Linked DNA regions of Homo sapiens: regions 2, 3, 4 and 5 are each linked to region 1. A link is a loop called in an ENCODE intact Hi-C map of the cell type or tissue named here. Cell type or tissue: dorsolateral prefrontal cortex. All regions are shown on one strand. Region 1 overlaps HHAT (hedgehog acyltransferase). Region 2 overlaps KCNH1 (potassium voltage-gated channel subfamily H member 1). Region 3 overlaps KCNH1 (potassium voltage-gated channel subfamily H member 1). Region 4 overlaps KCNH1 (potassium voltage-gated channel subfamily H member 1). Region 5 overlaps HHAT (hedgehog acyltransferase).

What was found. Peaks named below come from ENCODE experiments on the same cell type or tissue, not always from the same donor. Only the 100,000 strongest peaks of a DNase experiment are listed, where the experiment ranks them.
Region 2: a loop joins it to region 1, with 3 times the contacts of the local background. A loop is called at or near these places in 15 of 110 quality-filtered maps.
Region 3: it touches region 1 in a loop (2.9-fold over the local background); 39 of 110 quality-filtered maps call a loop at or near these places.
Region 4: a loop joins it to region 1, with 9 times the contacts of the local background. A loop is called at or near these places in 4 of 110 quality-filtered maps.
Region 5: a loop joins it to region 1, with 8 times the contacts of the local background. A loop is called at or near these places in 33 of 110 quality-filtered maps.

Annotation. Positions count from the first base shown.
Region 1 is chr1:210,582,173-210,586,172 of GRCh38, reverse strand. All of the region lies in intron 9 of HHAT (hedgehog acyltransferase), which reads right to left. Among named protein-coding and RNA genes, the nearest start is that of HHAT, 260 kb to the right of the region's middle. In dorsolateral prefrontal cortex, CTCF peaks have their summits at 1,415 and 1,615 (motif pointing left); a DNase peak (open chromatin) is centred at 1,582; H3K27ac peaks cover 2,677 bases.
Region 2 is chr1:210,933,105-210,937,104 of GRCh38, reverse strand. All of the region lies in intron 6 of KCNH1 (potassium voltage-gated channel subfamily H member 1), which reads left to right. Among named protein-coding and RNA genes, the nearest start is that of KCNH1-IT1, 200 kb to the left of the region's middle. In dorsolateral prefrontal cortex, no CTCF peak of the experiment used is centred here; no DNase peak of the experiment used is centred here; H3K27ac peaks cover 681 bases.
Region 3 is chr1:210,947,723-210,951,722 of GRCh38, reverse strand. The region is part of intron 6 of KCNH1 (potassium voltage-gated channel subfamily H member 1); the gene reads left to right. Among named protein-coding and RNA genes, the nearest start is that of KCNH1-IT1, 180 kb to the left of the region's middle. RefSeq lists a silencer at 1,462-1,756. In dorsolateral prefrontal cortex, a CTCF peak has its summit at 1,595 (motif pointing right); DNase peaks (open chromatin) are centred at 260 and 1,601; H3K27ac peaks cover 1,469 bases.
Region 4 is chr1:210,848,425-210,852,424 of GRCh38, reverse strand. The region is part of intron 7 of KCNH1 (potassium voltage-gated channel subfamily H member 1); the gene reads left to right. Among named protein-coding and RNA genes, the nearest start is that of KCNH1-IT1, 280 kb to the left of the region's middle. In dorsolateral prefrontal cortex, a CTCF peak has its summit at 1,600; a DNase peak (open chromatin) is centred at 1,734; H3K27ac peaks cover 3,458 bases.
Region 5 is chr1:210,446,569-210,450,568 of GRCh38, reverse strand. All of the region lies in intron 7 of HHAT (hedgehog acyltransferase), which reads right to left. Among named protein-coding and RNA genes, the nearest start is that of HHAT, 120 kb to the right of the region's middle. In dorsolateral prefrontal cortex, CTCF peaks have their summits at 1,872 and 2,075 (motif pointing left); a DNase peak (open chromatin) is centred at 3,960.

The DNA of each region.
Region 1 (4,000 bases):
TATACCTGGCTTAATAGAACAACTGTATAGGTAGGCAGGCTAAAAATAAAAACAACTTATCAGGCAATAAATCTTTTAAAAGACTCTATGATAAAACTGTGCCACTGGACAAAGACTCTCTCCTTGACTAAACTTTAGTCAAGCTCCTCTAAGCTCTCTAGGCCTCAACCTTGGTGTCCATCTTTATTGTAGCAAGAATCCTGCTAAGTCAGTTTAGAACGAACCCCCCACCTGCAATATCTGATCATGCTCCATCATCTGGCCAAATTCTTCATCACCTACTCTTGGTGTCTGATCACCCTGGCTGCCTTCAGGAGGAATCCTGTTAGGTCTGTTTAGCCAGAATCCTCCTATTTCCCAATGTTTCCTCTTAATATTCCACTCAATGACCCCCACCTTGCTCCTTGGCTATATCCCCCTTATCCAAGCTGTATTCAGAATTAAGCCTAGTTCTGGCTGGGTGCAGTGGCTCTTGCCTGTAATCCCAGCACTTTGAGAGGCTGAGGCGGGTGGATCACCTGAGGTCAGGAGTTCGAGACCAGCCTGGCTAACATGGCAAAACCCTGTCTCGACCAAAAATACAAAAATCAGCCAGTCATGGTGGTGTGGGCCTGTAGTCCCAGCTACTTGGAAGGCTGAGGCAGAAGAATCATTTGAACCCGGGAGGAGGAGGTGGAGGTTGCAGTGAGCTGAAAACATGCCACTGCACTCCAGCCTGGGTGACAGAGCAAGACTCCGTCTCAAAAAAAAGAGTCCAGTTCCATACTGAGGTCTCTTTTCCCCTATTACAACAGTTCCCAAATAATTTTTTTTTTACTGCTTCAACTACTACCTATCTCTGGTTTTTCTTTAACATCCTCCACTCTCAAATGTGTTCCAGTTTCCAGTTTAGATAATAAATTATTTGATCACCTTAGATAATCCCATTTTATGGGTGAGGAAACTGAGGTTGAGAAATTAATTTGCCCAAGGTACACAGCTGGGAAGGAGAAAGACAAAGATGCAAATCTGCATCTGTACAGCCAACTTACTGCTTCCATTACAACCCTGGGCTAATTTTTAAAGTCCTCTATATTTCACCCCAATCAGGAACAATTAAACTTGAAGGCATGTGAGAATGTAGCAGTTTCAGAAATAAGTAAAGCAAAGCCAATACTTTCCTTTGTGCAAAAACAGGACCATCTTGACAATCAAATTAGCAAATAGGCATCAAGCACTCACTACAGATTAATGGATATTCCACCTGCTGTTGAGCATGTCTTTAGGCCTTCAGGGAATTCCTGGCATTATGGGAAACAGACATGACTTTGTTCTTGCTATAAGGATGGGCAAACCTGCTTGTGAAACAATAGCAAACAATTCCCATCATTAAGCTATGTGACATGGTACAAAGTAGACCACAAAGGTTCCAGAGTGCAGGGGAGAAGGGTGTGAGTGAAGACAGTGGGGCAAAGGAGGCTGAAGGGCGAAGGCTCTCATTCTGACAAGGCCAAGAGGATGAGTTTTGCTAGGCAAAGAGAAGGTTGGGCACTGAGCCAAGGACACAAACGAGGGGTTGGATGACAAGTCAGAAAAGCCTGACAGCCCAGGGCACAGTAGTCTTATCCGGTGTTCTGCTGCCCCCCAGAGGCTGCTTGGTCATTGGTGTAGAATACTCAGCAGAGGCAAAAAATGGGCCACAATTCACTGCCTCCTACCTGCATGGAGGTAACTGCTGGCCCATCATGAGGCTGCCCTTAACTTTACGTAACCAGTGTTGTATGTAAAAATAAAATAGGGTAATCAAACCTATTGCAAAAGGATGAAGAACGACTTCTCTTTAAGGAAACTGTACAGATGGCTGTTTTATAAAACAGATTATCAAATGCTCTCTTCACCCAAGAGAAGAGATTTTTTTTTTAATCTTATCTCACTATATAAAAGTGAGCTGCAGCTGGGGACAGTGGCTCACGCCTGTAATCCCAGCACTTTGGGAAGCCGAGGCTGGGGGGTCACTTGAGGTCAGGAGTTCGAGACCAGCCTGGCCAACGTGGTGAACCCTGTCTCTACTAAAAATACAAAAATTAGCCAGGCGTGGTGGTGCACACCTGTAGTCTCAGCTACTCGGGAGGCTTAGCCCGGGAATTGCTTGAACCTGGGAGGCGGAGGTTGCAGTAAGTACCACTGCCCTCCAGCCTGGGCAACAGAGTGAGACTCCATCACAAAAAAAAAAAAAAAAAAAAAAATTAGCTGCACTGTATATGTCAGAAAACCATAGCACACAAACCTCTCATTCTCCACACCAATGGTACTTGATCTTAGATTCAACTCCAAGGAGGACATGTTTTCAAGCTTGTGATCAGGAAGCATCTAGCCCCAAAATTACATGCCCAGCTATTTTGGGCATCTCCTGGAACCATGGCTGTTACTTTGCCTTCAAAATGACAGCCAACAAAAATCTCTGAAAATTCCTTTTATTCCAGAAATTCATATATGGCAGGTCTCCAAGGACATGAGGCTGTTTGTCTCAAACCAGAAGAGGGTATAGCTTCAAGACTGGAAGATAAAAATCCCTTCTTTATTCCTAATTTATAGAAGACAGTACGTGTGGTAAAAAGGAGAGCAAACAGGTTATTTTCTTTTACAAATTCTACCATCTTCTGTCAGTTCCATGATTAATAAAAACAGAAACATGTCTCTTTTTTTAGAAAAGCAATAGTATGAAACTGCTTACTAAGATTTGCTGCACAATAAATTGATTTCCCAATGGAAGAAAGCAATCAGCACCACCTTCTCAGCAAAGCAAAACTAAAAAGATTGCTTCTCGTCAGTGACTATGTCAGGTTGAGTCTTCACGAAGCCTGCCTCTGCCTGGCCGGCTTCGCGTGGTCACTGCTTACAGAAAATGCTGCAGCCACCTTCTTAATTTAAAAGCATCTCACTGAATCAATGCACCACAGCAAACCCCCAACTCAGGAGGAGGAATCTATATAAATAGTAGACAGTATTGATGACTTCTACCCTTTACTGAGTGCCCATGCACCAGGTGCTTTATGCATACTATTTCTAATCATTAAAACAACCCTCCAAGGAAATAACTAGGCCTATTTTATATAGGAGAGGTAAAATCTGCTCCTAGAATGTTGTAGTTCCAGAAACCCCAGGGCTGGGTGCTTTCACTGATATATTTCTCGTTTAACCAAATCTTCAAAACAGTCTCCACAGAAACATCCACTGATGTTTTATTAACTGAAAAATGTCCTTTCTAGGAAAGAATTCTTGCTCAAGAGAATAATGATTACAATTTACAAAGGGATTTAAGCCAATGAGCTCTGTTAGCCACTGTTCAGTGTCAGAAGACAAGAGGTATAACTTCCGCTTTTGAACAGACTAAGTAGTTGCCCTCTGTCCCACAAGCAGAGATAACACCTGCTATCTCAACTCCCTGACATCCTGCAGACGTCTGCCTGTGTCAGAAGTGGGGCATAAAAAGTTGGTGGCTAGGGTGATGCTGAGTAGAGGTACACAAAGGGAGAAGAAAATATCTAGCTCCCTCATACCTACTATGAAAAACAACACAAATATACGCCCTACAGTGGGAGACAGGGGTGGTAACAATCCATGTGGTAAACGCATTAATCTTAAAATCGCAACACTTCTTTTTTCCAAGGACCTATACAATAGCTCCTTGGCTTGCTACATTATCACCTAACTCTATGACAGACTAATCCCAGACCCCAACAAAGTATGAAGATGAAGCACCAGACACTGACAGACATGGCTTTTACTACGGTTTCCTGCACTGAGCCGAGGTGGGCTTGCTGGTTTCCTGTAATCACTTACCCATTCCTCGGCCGGGCTGGGGCAGGCAGTTGCTGACATCCTACTCTAGCTCCACCTTAACTTTCCACCCTTATTTCCCTTCTCCCCACTTGGCTTTGGTGACAAATCCTAAAATCCTGAATAAAAGAGGATTTGACAGCTCCGTGCCTTTGGTCATACCATTTTCACATCTAGAAGA
Region 2 (4,000 bases), 350 kb before region 1:
AAGTTTGGCAGGGCAAATGTGGCAGGAGGGCAGGGAGCAAGGTTGTTAGAGTGGTGGGAGGAGAGTATTCTAAGTGATGTAATTAACAGAGTCTAGTATGATACAAAAGGAAGTGGAATCTGCAGAGTTGATAGCTGGAAATATAAAAAGAGATGAGGAATAGAGATATCAAAGAGAAGCCAAAAATTAGGTAGGATGGGGATAAGGGAAAAAGAGTGGGAGGAATGGAAAGTTGCACTCATCATGTAGAATGCTAGTGTGTAAGATTTCAGAGTTGGAGTGGTTTCCAGTGATGATGTGGAGTAAAGGTAAAGATCATTGGCAATGAGGAGGTCAAAGAATAGAGTGTTGAATGATTTTTCCTCATGGACATTAAAGTTTCCCATGCTGACAGCAGGAGATTGGCTGGGAAGCCAGGATAAAAGATTCAGGGGCTGTAAGGGAGGGGCCAAGAAATTGGTATGCAAGATAATTAATGAAAATACTAAGTCTAATTTCTGGCATATTTGTAAGCATTAAACAGATGTTACCCATTCATAATTAGATAGCAGTAAAGAGGGTGTGGTATTGCTCAATGGCATGAATGTTAAGGGAGAGGAGAATTTTGGGTTTTGAGTGCCAAATAGCACTTCTTTGGAAGATGCAAGTGTGGAGCTTGAAAAGTCTCTACTATTAACTCCAGGATGTAAGGGAGAAGAGGGAAAAAGCAGGGTGCTGGCGGAAAGCCAGGTTTCAACTAAATCAAGAAGGTGGTGAGAACAACCTATGAAGATGTTGAGGCTGGGAATTTCTCTACACATGAAGATGGGTTCCAGAGGTCTCAGAGGGAAGCATCGAAAAGGAGGTCTTTAGCTGGAGAAGGATGCAGGGAAAGAGTAGTGATGAGTAATACGGGGTTGAAAGCAATCAGGAAACTGTAAAAAGAGGTTACCTGCAGAATTTGCTATGGATGCGATTGTGTCTCCATACAGACCTGGAAGCCTGTCAGAACTATCTATCAACCTGAAAGACTGAGTGGTTCTTTTCAGCAACACATTGTCATCAGTCTGTGACTGTTATTTCCCTGTCTATGGCAGAAAAAATAAAATCGAGCAGAGAATTGGTTAACCTGGCTAGATGAGAAGACAATGTAAAGCCCAATTTAAAGGAATGCTTTATTTAGGCCAAGTGAATGGCTAAAATTTGATAGCTTGCACACAGATGAATCTATTAATTGCTAAATGTCCATTTCAATTGAATTGCATCAGTATAACTACAACAGAGTTTACTGAGATTTACCAACGCATTCTCTCCGGTCGTAGATGTTGGCCTTCAGGGATAAAGCTCACTAAAATAGGTTCTCACTGTCTCTTCATCCATATTGATCCAACTTGAAATTCTTGATTGTTCATAATTGCAAGTTTGTGTTAAAGAACTCTATGGAATTATTTGAAATGTGAGGTAGGTTTTCTTTTAACATTATTTTTAATTGGCACATAACCGTTCATTTTTATGGGGTACAGTGTGATTTTCAATACATGTAATATAATGTGTACTGGTCAAATCAGTGTATTTAGCATATCTGTCACCTCAAACATTTATCACTTCTTTGTGCTAGGAACTCTTTTAGCTATTTAAAAACATATAACAACTTATTAATTGTAGTCACCCTGCAGTGCTATAGGGTACTAGAATTTATTGCTCCTCTCAAGTTGTAATTTTGTATCCAATAACCGAACTCTCCCTATTCCCTCTCCCCTTCTCAGTCTCTAGTAACCGTTATTTTTGCTCTCTACTTCTATGAGAAACCTTTTTATCTTCCATATATGAGTGTGAACATGTAATATTTATCTTTTCATGCCTGGTTCATTTCATTTAACATGATGTGTTCCAGGCTCATCCATTTGTCATCCTGCAAATGGCAGGATTTTATTTTTTTTTTTATGGCTGAATACTATTCGTGTGTGTGTGTGTGTGTGTGTGTGTGTGTGTGTGTGTGTGTGTGACATTTTCTTTGCCCATTTATCTGTTGATGACACTAAGGTAAATTCCATATCTTAGCTATTGTGAACAGTGCTATAGTAAACATGAGTGCAGCTATCTCTTTGACATACTGATTCCCTTTCTTTTGGGCATAACCCAGCATTGGGATTGCTGGATCATATGATGGTTCTATTTTTAGTTTTCTGAAGAACTTCCTTACTGTTGTCTACAGTGACTGAACCAATTTATATTGCTTGTATATATACAAGCAATATATATTATTTATAACCAATTTATATTATCTTGTACACCAATAGTGTACAAGAGTTCCTTTTTCGTCTCATCCTCACTAGCAATTGTTATTTTTTATCTTTTTGATAGTAGCCATTCTAACTGCAACGAGATGGTATGTCATTGTGGTTTTGACTTGCATTTCCTTAATGATTAATGATGTTGGGCATTTTTTCATATACCTTTCAGATCATCTGCCAATTTTTTTTTTTTGAGACGGAGTCTTGCTCTGTCACCCAGGCTGGAGTGCAGTGGCACGCTTTCGGCTCACTGCAACCTCCGCCTCCTGGTTTCAAGCGATTCTTCTGCCTCAGCCTCCCAAGTAGCTGGGACTACAGGCGCAAGCCACCATGCCCAGCTAATTTTTGTATTTTTGGTATCATATTGGCCAGGCTGGTCTGGAACTCCTGACCTCATGATCTGCCCACCTTGGCCCCACAAAGTGCTGGAATTACAGACGTGAGCCACCGCGCCCAGCCCATCTGCCAATTCTTAATCAGATTATTTTAAATGTTTTGCTGTTGAGTTCCTTGTATATTCTAGATATTACTTAAGGATATTCATCCTTGTTGGATGGAGAGTTTACAAATCCATTCTTTAGGTTGTCTCTTCACTCTATGGATTGTTTCCTTTGCTTTACAGAAGCTTTGCAGTTTTATATAATCCCATTTGTCTATTCTGGCTTTTGCTACCTGTACTTTTGAGGAGTTACCCATAAAATCTTTTCCCAGACTAATGTCCTGAAGCATTTTCCCTATGTTTTCTTACAGTAATTTCATAATTTCTAGTCTTAGATGTAAGTCTTTAATCCATTTCGTGTTGATTTTTGCATATAGTGAGAGATAGGAGTCTAGTTTCATCCTTCTGTATATGGATATCCAGTTTCCCCAACATCATTTATTGAAGATACTGTCCTTTCCCCAATGTATGTCCTTGGGACCTTTTTTGAAAATAAATTGGGTGTAAATACATGGGTTTATTTGTGGGTTCTTTATTCTATCCATTGGTCTATGTGTCTGTCTTAATGCCAGTACTATGCTGTTTTGGTTACTATAGCTTTGTAGTAAATTTTGAAGTCAGATAGTGTGATGGTTCCTGTTTATAATAGTCTCTAATGATCCTTTCTATTTCTGTGTTATCCATTGTAATGTCTCCTTTTTCATTTCTGATTTTATTTACTTGGGTCTTATCTCTTTTTCCTAGTTGGTTTAGCTAATGGTTTTGTTGATTTTGTTTATCTTTTGAAAAAACCAACTTTTCATTTCATTCATTTTTTGTATGTTTTTAGTCTCTATTTCATTTATTTTTGTTCTGATTTTTTTTTTAAATTTTATTATTATTATACTTTAAGTTTTAGGGTACATGTTCACAATGTGCAGGTTAGTTACATATGTATACATGTGCCATGCTGGTGTGCTGCACCCATTAACTCATCATTTAGCATTAGATATATCTCCGAAAGCTATCCCTCCCCGCTCCCCCCACCCCACAACAGTCCCCAGAGTTTGATGTTCCCCTTGCTGTGTCCATGTGTTCTCATTGTTCAATTCCCACCTATGAGTGAGAATATGTGGTGTTTGGTTTTTTGTTCTTGCGATAGTTTACTGAGAATGATGATTTCCAATTTCATCCATGTCCCTACAAAGGACATGAACTCATCCTTTTTTATGGCTGCATAGTATTCCATGGTGTATATGTGCCACATTTTCTTAATCCAGTCTATCATTGTTGGACATTTGGATTGGTT
Region 3 (4,000 bases), 370 kb before region 1:
ATAAATAATAATCGTAATAAGGGTTTGATATTTTAATAAAATTACACCATTACAGAAAAAGCATAATCTACTGGATTTTATCCTATTACCAATACGTTTTTCTATGCCTGAGGAAAGCTGATCCCGTTAACCCCTGGAACCATGACAAGAAGAGTATCTAGAAAGAAATGCTTCTGCTAGGCAGCGTTGTAAACTCAAACCGACAAACTGCCAGCAGATTGCATAGCTTCCAATAGCTAAACGCCAGAGGAGTGCGATCACAGCAGCTCTGGCTTGTTACATAAATTACATGCACAGCAGGTTCAAATGCTCCTAAAGCATCAAGAACGTTCTCCTTGACATATATTAGCATAAGTATTTCCATCTCATTTTCCCTCTGGATCTTATGCTTTACAAACCCTATCTGTAGTTTCCTCTTTATGTTTTCTCAGTTTTCCTGGATGCACGCAGGCTATGCCCCCTCACCCCCAAGCTACTCTTCGCACAGCACACCTGTATAGAGGGGGTCTGCCCCTAGTGGAGTTTCTGTCGTAGCCCTGTGGACAGAGCATGTCCACCCTGGTTCTTGGATGTCCTGAGTTGTGCTGTTTGAGTCTGCAGAGATTCTCACTGCACATTTAGGCTGAGTCTGTGTGGAAATACTCCCCTTCTCTCCGACTTTTAATTAAGAATGACTCTTTACCCATTTAACCTTTTAATGTCCTTTATAGCACTTTACACATTCAGATATAATCTTGTTAAACTTTTATTTTCTTTTGCTTATTTTTGTTTCTCCCACTAGAAGGTAAGTTCCATGAAGGCAGAGATCCTGTGCTTTGCTTAGTGTTGAATCTCCAGGGCTGGGCCTGGCACTTGAGGCCACTCAATAAGTAGCACTTTTTAGCCAGTATTTGTCAGTTGTTTCTATATTAAATCGAAGATTAAAGTACATACTTCATAGAGTTCTTGTGATGATAAAATGAGATGATATATCTGTCACATGAGTTAATAGTCCCAATAAGTGGCCGGTGGTAATTGGACACATTCTGGAGCCCTTGTTGAGGGCCTGTCTTTAAGAAATCTAAACTGATAGCAAAGACTTGGAACCAACCCAAAAGTCCAACAATGATAGACTGGATTAAGAAAATGTGGCACATATACACCATGGAATACTATGCAGCCATAAAAAATGATGAGTTCATGTCCTTTGTAGGGACATGGATGAAATTGGAAAACATCATTCTCAGTAAACTATCGCAAGAACAAAAAACCAAACACTGCATATTCTCACTCATAGGTGGGAATTGAACAATGAGATCACTTGGACACAGGAAGGGGAATATCACACTCTGGGGACTGTTGTGGGGTGGGGGAGGGGGGAGGGATAGCATTGGGAGATATACCTAATGCTAGATGACGAGTTAGTGGGTGCAGTGCACCAGCATGGCACATGTATACATATGTAACTAACCTGCACAATGTGCACATGTACCCTAAAACTTAAAGTATAATTAAAAAAAAAAAAAAGAAATCTAAACTGAGAAGTGAAGTGACAGCAGCTGTCAGCTTCCCACTTGCCCTCCCCTGCCTGGGCACTAGGTGGCACTCTGGAGGGAGACCAAGAAGAGGCTGTTACCTGGTGTTCAGAGAAGAATGAAGGTGGGAGAGAAACTGACTTATTTATACATCTGTTTTTGTTCTTGTTCTCTTTGTGTCTGTGTGGCTTGGCAATCTTTTCCTCACTGGCTTCTAGTTTTAGAAGTATACTCTGTTTGATTAAAGCAGGTTTCACATGGTTGATTTGCCGTTTTTCCATTCTTTCTTTTAAATATCCTCCTTATACCTAGCTGATTGATTCATAGCATCTTCGTATAATGTTATCTCATAATGTTGTTGCCAAGGCCTGGAATTGGAGTGAGCGGCTCCGTGTTTAGAATATAATTACTTTGCACCAGCTTGGAATGTGCCAAAATAATGACCAGATGAACAATTATAATGGGCGATATAGCTAATTGTGGCAGATCAGCAGAGAACACTGATCATATCACTAAAATCAACAGCAGAAACCTGGGCATTGGCTGGTGCAACCGATTCATTGCATTTATGAAGTGCTGTTTTGCGTGTTCCCCTCTAAGAGGAGCCAGGACCTGTGGGAGGTGGAAAAGTAGCAGAGGTCATGGGTGCTGCCCTTGATGTTACTGTCATGTTGGGAGAGAAAACAGACTGGGACGTAACAATTGAGGACTGTGTTAAAACAACAACAACTATGTTCACTTTGCTTAATAAAGCAAAGGGGTAATCTCTTTGGATGCAGGAAGACTTCTTGGAGTAGGTGAGCTTAGGGTTTGTTCTTGAGGCAAGTGGTAAGATTTGGGCTGACAGGGTTAAAGACATCGGAAAGGAACTTGAAATGCCAAAGCTGAGGAATAAGCAAGATGTGTACTGGGCTCCTCAAGGAGAGAAGGGTTGTGACACCTTGGTATATGGGACATGTGTTTGCAGAGGACAGAAGGGCTAGCTGACTCATGTTTGAATCTGAGGTTGGTCGGTTTTGAATTACTCTGGCAGTCCTTGGGGAGTTCATGGTATCTTTTTTCCCTTTAAGTATAAAAGGCTATAACAGCATTAAAGAAAATTATAATAAAAAAATTGTTCATTACATATCACTCTATCCCAGGAGTCAGCAAACTACAGGGCAAATCTAACCCACCATTTGTTTTTGGACACCCCATGAGCTAAGAATGGTTTTTACTTTTTTGAATAGTTGATGAAAGTCAAAAGAGAGGGATAATATTTTGTGACATGAGAAAATGATATGAAATTCAAATTTTAGCATCCATAAATAAAGTTTTGTTATAACCCGGGCATGTTTCTTCATCTGGATATTTTTTTCTTTTTTTTTTTTTCCTTTTTTTTGAGATGGAGTCTTGCTCTGTGGCCCAGGCTGGAGGGCAGTGGCGTGATCTCGGCTCACTGCATGCCTCCTGGGTTCACGCCATTCTCCTGCCTTAGCCTCCCGAGTAGCTGGGACTACAGGTGCCCACCACCATGCCTGGCTAAATTTTTTTTTGTATTTTTAGTAGAGACAGGGTTTCAGTGTGTTAGCCAGGATGGTCTCGATCTCCTGACCTTGTGATCCGCCCGCCTCAGCCTCCCAAAGTGCTGGGATTACAGGTGTGAGCCACTGTGCCCCACCTCCATCTAGATATTTTCTATGGCTGCTTTTGGACTATAATGGCAGCATTGAGTAGTTGTGACAGAGACTGTATGGCCAGCAAAGCCTGATGTCTGGCCCTCTACAGAAAATGTTTGTTGACCCCTGCCTTAACTCAATGATTTTTCATTTCTGCTTATTTCCTTCCTGTCTTTATCTAAAATGTGCACATAATTTACATAGCCATATTCATTTTTGTCTACAGCTTTTCTTTGTCAAACATTCTTCTATAGTAGTCATCATAACTAATTTTAATGAGCATGTATTTCTGTACTGCTTTATAATGTAAAAAATGCTTTGTATCCATTATCTTTTTTTTTTTTTTTAAAGAGACAGGGTCTTACTCTGTTGCTAGAGTATCACAGCTCACTGCAGCCTTGAACTCCTGGGCTTCAGTGATCCTCCCGTCTCAGCCTCCTGAGTAGCTGGGACCACAGGCATGTACCACCACACTCGGGCTAATTTTTTCCTTTTTTTTTTTTTTAATAGGGATGGGGTCTCACTATGTGGCCCAGGCTGGTCTCAAACTCCTGAGCTCAAGCAATCTGCCCCCAACCCCTACCCCAAAGTGCTGGGGTTACAGGCATCAGCCACCATGGAGGGCAATTATCTCGATTTATTATGACAAAAACTCATGTGATAAGATGGAGTGTTCTCATTCCATGGAACTTTCATAGTGATTAAGTGATATGCTCAAGATCACACAGATAACAAACAAGTAAAGCCAGGATTTCTGATCCCAAATCTCTTATTCATTTTACTTTTCTGATAACTTATAATTTTTGCCCAAGCTAATTTATTTTTAAT
Region 4 (4,000 bases), 270 kb before region 1:
TTGACTGAGGGCCTACTATGTGCTAGGCACAGCACTGCAGCTTTGCAGGACTTGGTTACTTTTCTTGGCTGCTCCCTCTCCAGCCTTCTCTCGCACCACCTCCTCTTGCTTCCCAAGCTCCCAGCTCCAAACACTTGAGCTTCTTTGAGCTTTTGAACATGCCAAGCCCCTCCTTCCCTCTGGGCCTTTGCCTATGATGTTCCGTCAGCCTGGAATCCCCCTTCTCCACTGTTTTCTCTGATGGCTTTTCCTCCTCCCTCACACATACTCCCCTTAGAGATGCTTTCTGTACCTCCAGAGGGAAAAAGCCTCATTCTCCATCATGCTTTCTTTCTAAGCACATTGTTTTTTTATTCTTCCAAACACTTCTAATTTGTAAATATATATTTGTTTCCTTATTTACTCTCTTTCTCTTCTGTTAGTCTTTAAACTGTGTGGGGGCAAAGGCCAAGTCTGATTTGCTCACCAGAATATCCTTAGCATTTAGCATGATTCCTGGCATGTAGTAGGCAGGGACTCAGTAAATACAGTCATGTGCCACATAACATTTCACTCAACAACAAACCGCGTAAAGGATGGTGGTTCCCATATGTTATAATACCATATTTTTACTGTGTCTTTTCTATGTTTAGGTATTTGTAGATACCCAGATACTTACCATCGTGTTATTATAGCTTACAGCATTTAGTACAGTAACAAGGCGTACAGGTTTGTAGCCTAGGAGCAACAGGCTATACCACATAGCCTGAGATTATAGTAGGTATCCCATCTAGGTTCATATGAGTATACTCTATGATGCTCACACAAGGATGGGATCACCTAAAAATGTATTTCCCAAACTGTGTCTTATTGTTAAGTGACACAAGATGGTATTTATTGATTTTTGAATAGGTATATCTCCAATTGATGAAACTAAAGGTCAGAGAGGTAATGTGACTCTCAAAGTTACCCACCTAGTGAATGGCAGAGGTATGACACTAATCTAGTTCCTGACTCTCAAATCCAGTGTTGCTTCACTTTACGGTGTCGTGTGACATTTATTTTAAGAACATAGCTTTCCTACCACACTGTTGGGATGATAGAAGTAGGTTATTTTGGCTGTAATAGTTATGTCTTAGCTCAAGAAATGAGAAAGTGAAAGAACAAGGTACCCAAACACACTAGACCAAGAACACTTTGAGGGAGACAACAACATGTTCTCTATTAGTTGGGAGCTTCTTGGGCTCAGGAGTCATCACTTTCCAAAGGCTGGCAGTGCTGTGACCAGAGAGAATCATTTAGCATTATTTAGTCAACTCAGAGAGAAAGCTGGATTAACTCCTTTTTCTGTGTCCCAGAGCAGACAGCACATGGCTTTGTCTTCTGAGGATACGTGGGCCATGAAGACAAATATTGAACAGCTCTTTAGGTGAGTGAGAAGGTTGATTTGGCAGCATGAGAATGCAGAGAGCTGCCTGCTCTCTTGCTGTGCCTGAAATGACCTTTTTGTGCATGAAATGAGAGATACTGAGCATGGCTGTTGGAGGCCAGTAGGCTCTAAAGAGGTAGAAGAGACATCTGGAACAAGCTCTAGAAAGTAGGCTTTTGATCTCCCCCAGGATGCTGATAAACAAAGCCTATTTTCCCTTTCCTCTGATGAAAAGCTTTATTGTGGCTTTCACTCACTGTGAATCATGATGTTAGAGTGGCATTGTTCTGCCTCTTGGCTTGCTGTTGAGACTGCTGTGTCAGGCCTGAGCTGGTGCCCCAAAGTCCCTCCAGAGTTCTTGCTTTGCCAAGGCCAAGCTAGCAGAACTGTGGGAGGAGTGATAGGCCTGCACATCTCCAAAGCCCCCTTTGGATTCAGCAGTTAATTTCTGGGTTCTGCATTTAACACAGATCCAAATGCTTTTTTAAAAAACATTTTTTCTTTTTGAGACAGAGTCTCACTCTGTCATCCAGGCTGGAGTGCGGTGACAGGATCTCGACTCACTGCAACCTCCGCCTCCCGGATTCAAGCGATTCTCATGCCTCAGCCTCCCGAGTAGCTGGAGCTACAGGTGCGCGCCACCACGCCCAGCTACTTTTTTTTGGTATTTTTTTTTTCTTCAGTAGAGACTGGGTTTCACCATGTTGGCTAGGCTGGTCTTAAATCCTGACCTCAAGTGATCCATCTGCCTCAGCCTCCCAAAAGGATGGGATTACAGGCCTGAGCCACCGCACCTGGCCCCAGATGTTTTTAGATAAAAGTTAATTATTTGCTTCATCTCTTCCTGCTAATCAGTGTCTTTCACAGCTCATGTATGAGCCTTGCACTTAGAGCTGCAAGTGTGCAAGTGACCTGCACACTTAGAGCTAGGGGAATGGTTACATTCTATCTAGTTTTGCTCATGATAATTTTGGTCACGAAGGAGATGCTAAAATTTTCTTTTTTTTCCCCACATTTTATTCTTTTTTATTCTGTAGATTTAACATGTCAATTATATCTTTATTTTTATTTATTTATTTTTTAAAATTTTATTATTATTTATTGTTCCTTCTAAGACACACAGTGCTGTGGTTTACCATGTGCTCCATGGACTTACACTTAAATCACAGACAGTAACAGCAGGAAGGGATTTATTGGTCATCTTTTCAAGGAGTTTCCACCCTGGGCTGTGGGCAAGTTTGGGAAAGGGGTGGGGTAGATGGAGCTCCTTCTTCTCCCATCTAAGTAGCTATTCTTTGTTTTACATATTGAACTTCTATTTGAATTGTTGCTTGATTAAAAGGCTCATGGCAGCTGGGCACAGTGGCTCATGCCTGTAATCCCAGCACTTTGGGAGGCTGAGGTGGGCGGATCACCTGAGGTCGGGAATTTGAGACCAGCCTAACCAACATGGAGAAACCCCGTCTCTGGTAAAAATACAAAACTAGCTGGGTGTGGTGGTGCATGCTTGTAATCCCAGCTACCCAGGAGGCTGAGGCATGAGAATCGCTTGAACCCGGGAGGTGGAGGTTGCAGTGAGCTGAGATCATGCCATTGAACTCCAGTCTGGGCAAAAAAGAGCAAAACTCCGTCTCAAAAAAAAAAAAAAAAAGAAAGAAAGAAAAGCACACACACGCAAAAAAAGGCTCATGGCTTAAAACCATGGTTTGACAAACTCTATTCTAATTCAAATCCTCCAAGGAGGCAATGGTAATCCAAATGAATCCTTACAGAAATTCTTAGAGGGAATTCTGTTGTTTTTAATTTTGTCTGAATTGTATCCATATAGTAGAATGTTTATAGGATTCTGTACAAGTATATGTATATTTTAATATGCACACATAATACACATACACATGTATGTATATGTGTAAGGCCAGGTTCCAATGCTCACATCTTTAAAGAAGGAGTTGATATCCTTCTATCTAGAAGTAATCTTGCATTGCCTTTTAGTGTACTACTTAATCTTTTTTTCTCTTAAAGTTATTTTACTTTGCCTTGAATTGTAATTAGTTGTGTACATTTCTTTCTCTGCTATACTCTAAGCTTTTTAAGGTCTAAGACACTTAACTCTTTACCTTTGTAACCTCTATAACACCTAATAATGTGCTCTGCCACACATGCAATTAAGGAATCTGTAGTTTATTTGAGAAGAATCATAAAGTAGAAAAAAAATTGAAATGGGGGCCCAGTTGGTAAGATGTTATTATGAAGTCAAATATATAGTATATTATTATGAAGCCAAAATTTCATGCTTGGGCCTCATAAGAACCTAATTTATTTTTCATACAGAAAAATGTCACGTGACCAAGATTCTATCTTGACCAACTATCTCGCAGATTTATGCTGTTATTCAAAAGATGGGACAGAGAAGATGGTACTTATGGCTCAGTGCAAATTAACTTCCATCACTGAAAAAAACAACTTTAGTTATAGGGCTTATCATAGAAGGCCAGTAATGTCAGTGATATAAAGGACTGCATGTGGGTGAGACGCTAGAGTCCACTCTTGCACTAATGATCTAGAACGTAGATTGTTAACATGGACTATTGA
Region 5 (4,000 bases), 140 kb after region 1:
CGGTAGCTCATGCCACTGCACTACAGCCTGGGCAACAGAGCAAGACTCCATCTCAAAAAAAATTTTTTTAAAAATAAGATACAAAATAATTTTTTAATCCTTCAGAATAGGAAAGTTGCACTCAGAACATCTTCCCTTTCACAGAAGAAATGTTTGAAAAGCAGGATGTATCCAAGGCTCCAGTGATCTATGCAGATCTTCCATACATTTTCCCCAGTTGGCACCCTTCCCAATAGCTTTAATGGCCATATCCTCACTGTTTCCCACCCCCCCCACCTGAGACGCAGTCTTGCTCTGTCGCCCAGGCTGGAGTGCAGTGGCGCAATCTTGGCTCACTGCAACCTCTGCCTCCCAGGTTGAAGCAATTCTCCTCCCTCAGCCTCCCAAGTAGCTGGAATTACAGGCGTCCACCATCATGCCCCGCTAATTTTTGTAGTTTTAGTAGAGATGGGGTTCACCATGTTGGCCAGGCTGGCTTTGAACTCCTGACCTTGTGATCCAACCACCTCGGCCTCCCAAAGTGCAGGATAACAGGGGTGAGCCACCACGCCAAGCCCATATTCTCACTGTTGAATCCCAAATACGTATCGCTAACTTTGATATTTCCCCCGAATTCCAGAACTGTGGATGCATCCTCCCTCTGGAAATCTCCACTTCCTCTCTGTCCCTGTGGCCCGACACAGCACCTGGCACCCAACATTTAGAGAGCGAATTAGCGAGTAGAAATTTCTTTATGGAGACCTAATGAAACTTTGATGAACTGATGTGAATTAAATGACCATCACTTTTTCAATGATCACAGTTACATTTGAGGAAGGTCAGCACTTACATAACTCACAATCATCTAGCCCGTCTAGCCTCCCTTAATATGCCCTGTGTCACAAAATTAGTAACAGTTTAGGACTGGAACACTCAGCTTCTCTCTCCCAATGAAAAGTAATTCATTACAGCCATGAAGGAGCAGAGGGAGGCTCCCTCTAAACCTGAGGACTCAGGGGAAGCAGCTCAGAAGTGAGATGTTTTGGAGGAATTAACTAGGTAAAGAAAACCTGAAGCAATGGCATAGACAAAGCATGAAGAAATGAACCATCCCAGCGCAGCTGGGGAGGAAAAAGTGTAGACGGGAATGGTGATGCAACTTCAGCGACGGGAAAGGCATGATCAGAAAGGGTCACACTCGTCAGCCACGAAGCACGACTTTATAGAGGAAGACCTGGGAAATCAAATAAGAAAATTATATGATTTATTTTGTGTTTTTGAAAGATTGGTCTGTTTAGAAAAAAAAAAAAAGTAGAGGATGAGCTTTGTTCCTAAGGGGGGAAAAGGCAGAAAAAGGAGCTAGATAGAGAAGACAGAACAGCATGGCCAGAGGCCAGAGTCTGAGTGTCAGACATGGCAGAGGGACCCGGGAGGTCCGACCACCAATTTTAAGCTGCTTGTGGAATTGTCTCCTAAACCTTTATTAAAGTCCTCTAACACACGCTGCATCTAAATGATTTTTGTTGGTGGTTGTGTGTGTCATGCATGGTGTGTGTGTACAAATTAAGAAAAATAGCCAAATGCCACATGAGAGCCAGGGTGATGTTCAGTGGGGACAGTGATATGATCCCCAAACAGAACCAATTCCATGTATGCATGAGGTGAGGGACAGAAGCGGTTCAGGAATAAATGTCTCAGGACAGCACTGAGCCCCGCTCCATCTAGGGAATAGAGAGTCAGGTCCACCTTATCTAGAAATTAAGGGGCTGGGAGACCCTCACTGCTGAAATCCACTGACAATCCAACCTACAGCCTATATATAAAAACATGTTCTACATAAAATCTGAAAACTAGAGTAAGTTGAGAATTTTTTTAATTTCACAGGAAAATTTAATGAAAAACAGTTTAAAGTAAGATTCAGGGAAATCATGAAAGCTGGGATGAGAATGGCTACTTTGGTAGACTCTCTCTCTCTGGTCTAGAAGCAACACCCATCCTGCCTCCTCCAATCTCAATACTTCGTAAATTGCCCTGGAGAGGCTGAATATTAGGCTAATTTGGTCTAATTTGAATTGCTTAAATGACTAGCTATCTTTTACTGCCACCTCCTGGCCCCTTCTAGTATGTCTACCCTAAACTATTACGCTAAGACTGATAAACCCTCATATGCACACACAAAATACCAATTACATTCAAGAATCTCTTAATTGCTGGGTGCAGTGGCTCACGTCTGTAATCCCAACACTTTGGGAAACTGAGGTGTGCAGATCACCTGAGGTCAGGAGTTCAAGACCAGCCTGGCCAACATAGTGAAACCCCGTCTCTACTAAAAATACAAAAATTAGCCAGGCATGGTGGCAGGCGCCTGCAGTCCCAGCTACTCAGGCAGCTGAGCCAGGAGAATCACTTGAACCAGGAAGGCAGAGGTTGCAGTGAGTACTGAGATCGAGCTACCGCATTACAGGCTGAGTGACAGAACGAGACTTCATCTCAAAAAAAAAAAAAAAAGAACCTCTAACCAAATAAACTGTCAAATTAAACTATCACCACATTGCAGATGGAAAGTTATGCTACCGAGTGGGAGTCCCTGATCGAGGCAGCTGGTCATCCAGCCACATCCCCTTCAAGGTGGCTGTACACTGACAGTCACCTCAGCCAGGGTCTGGGTCCTCCGCTTTGTGGGTCAGGAGCCTCATCTGTCAGCACCCTGAGACAGATCTGTGTCTAGGGGTAGACACACATTAACCCAGCTCATAGAGACAGATCTATATTACCAGAATGTGGGGCCTCGTATCTTCTCTAAGTCAGCCACATAAGAAGTCAAATTATGCACTCAGAGAGCTTGGTGAGAAAGAAATCAGGGCCAGGACACTGGCCCTGGTTCAAGAACCTGGATCTTCAGTGACTTCAAGCTCTGAAAGCTGGAGGCACCTGTCTCCTCCACAGGGATATTCTGCCACCTGACATGACAAAGCAAATTGCTGAACCAGGACATCTTTCCTCAGCCAATGCTTGACTGGGAATTGTCAGGATTTGCCTTTTGGATGTTTCCTTGTCTAATTCTGACTAAACCAACTCCCTTTCTGATCGGCAAAATCTTTCCAAGGGTATGATTAAAGCCTCCAATTAAATTATCCTCAATCAAGTGCGCACCAAAATACATGTTTCTAATCCATCGTGCACTGATATAAAAGTCTTCTCTCTGTAGTGGGCTGTATTTTCCCTTTTTCCAAGCTTTGGAAGCACCCTATGGTAGTCTCCTGTAATTACTTGTAATAAACCAGTAGAGATAATGTCCATTTGTTGAAAAGCTTACAGACAGCTTGCACATCTACTGTCACAGCTATTCCTCTCAACCACCATATGAGGTTCTCTGTGTAAGTACTATGATTCTTATTTTACAGATAAGTACACTGAGATTCAGAGATGATAAGTGGTTTTCCCAACGTCACAGAATTAGTGGATATGGGGTTAAGACTAAAGCTCAGATCTTCAGACCCCAAATGAGTCTATTGAGGATACTTGCTTTTAACAACCTATAAAGGGGTTTAGCCTGACCCGCTGCACTACTCATATATTCAACAAATATTTATGGAGTGTCAATTATTAGCTATCTATTGTTTTAGGCAGTGGGGACACCATGACAAACAAGTTCACTAAGGTTCCTATGTCCATGGAACATAGACTCTGGGATGGAAGGCAGACAAAAGAGGAAAATTTCACATGGCAATGAGTCCTACGCACAGAAAAAAATCTGGTGATGCAGAACGCTGGTTGTCTGTTTCTCTTTGAGTCACCAAGGACAGCTTCTTTGGGGCAATGACATTTAAGCAGAGATGGGAATGACAGGAAGTCATATGATGACGAAAGGCAAGAGCATTCTAAGATGAAGGAACAGCTCATAAAAGCGCCCTGCGGTGGCACCATGCTTGCTCTTTCTGAAGATGAGCAGGAAGCCCACAGTGCAGGAGCACAGAGGCCGGGGCAAGGGTGGGAGGAGATGAGTCACGGTGGCAGGTGC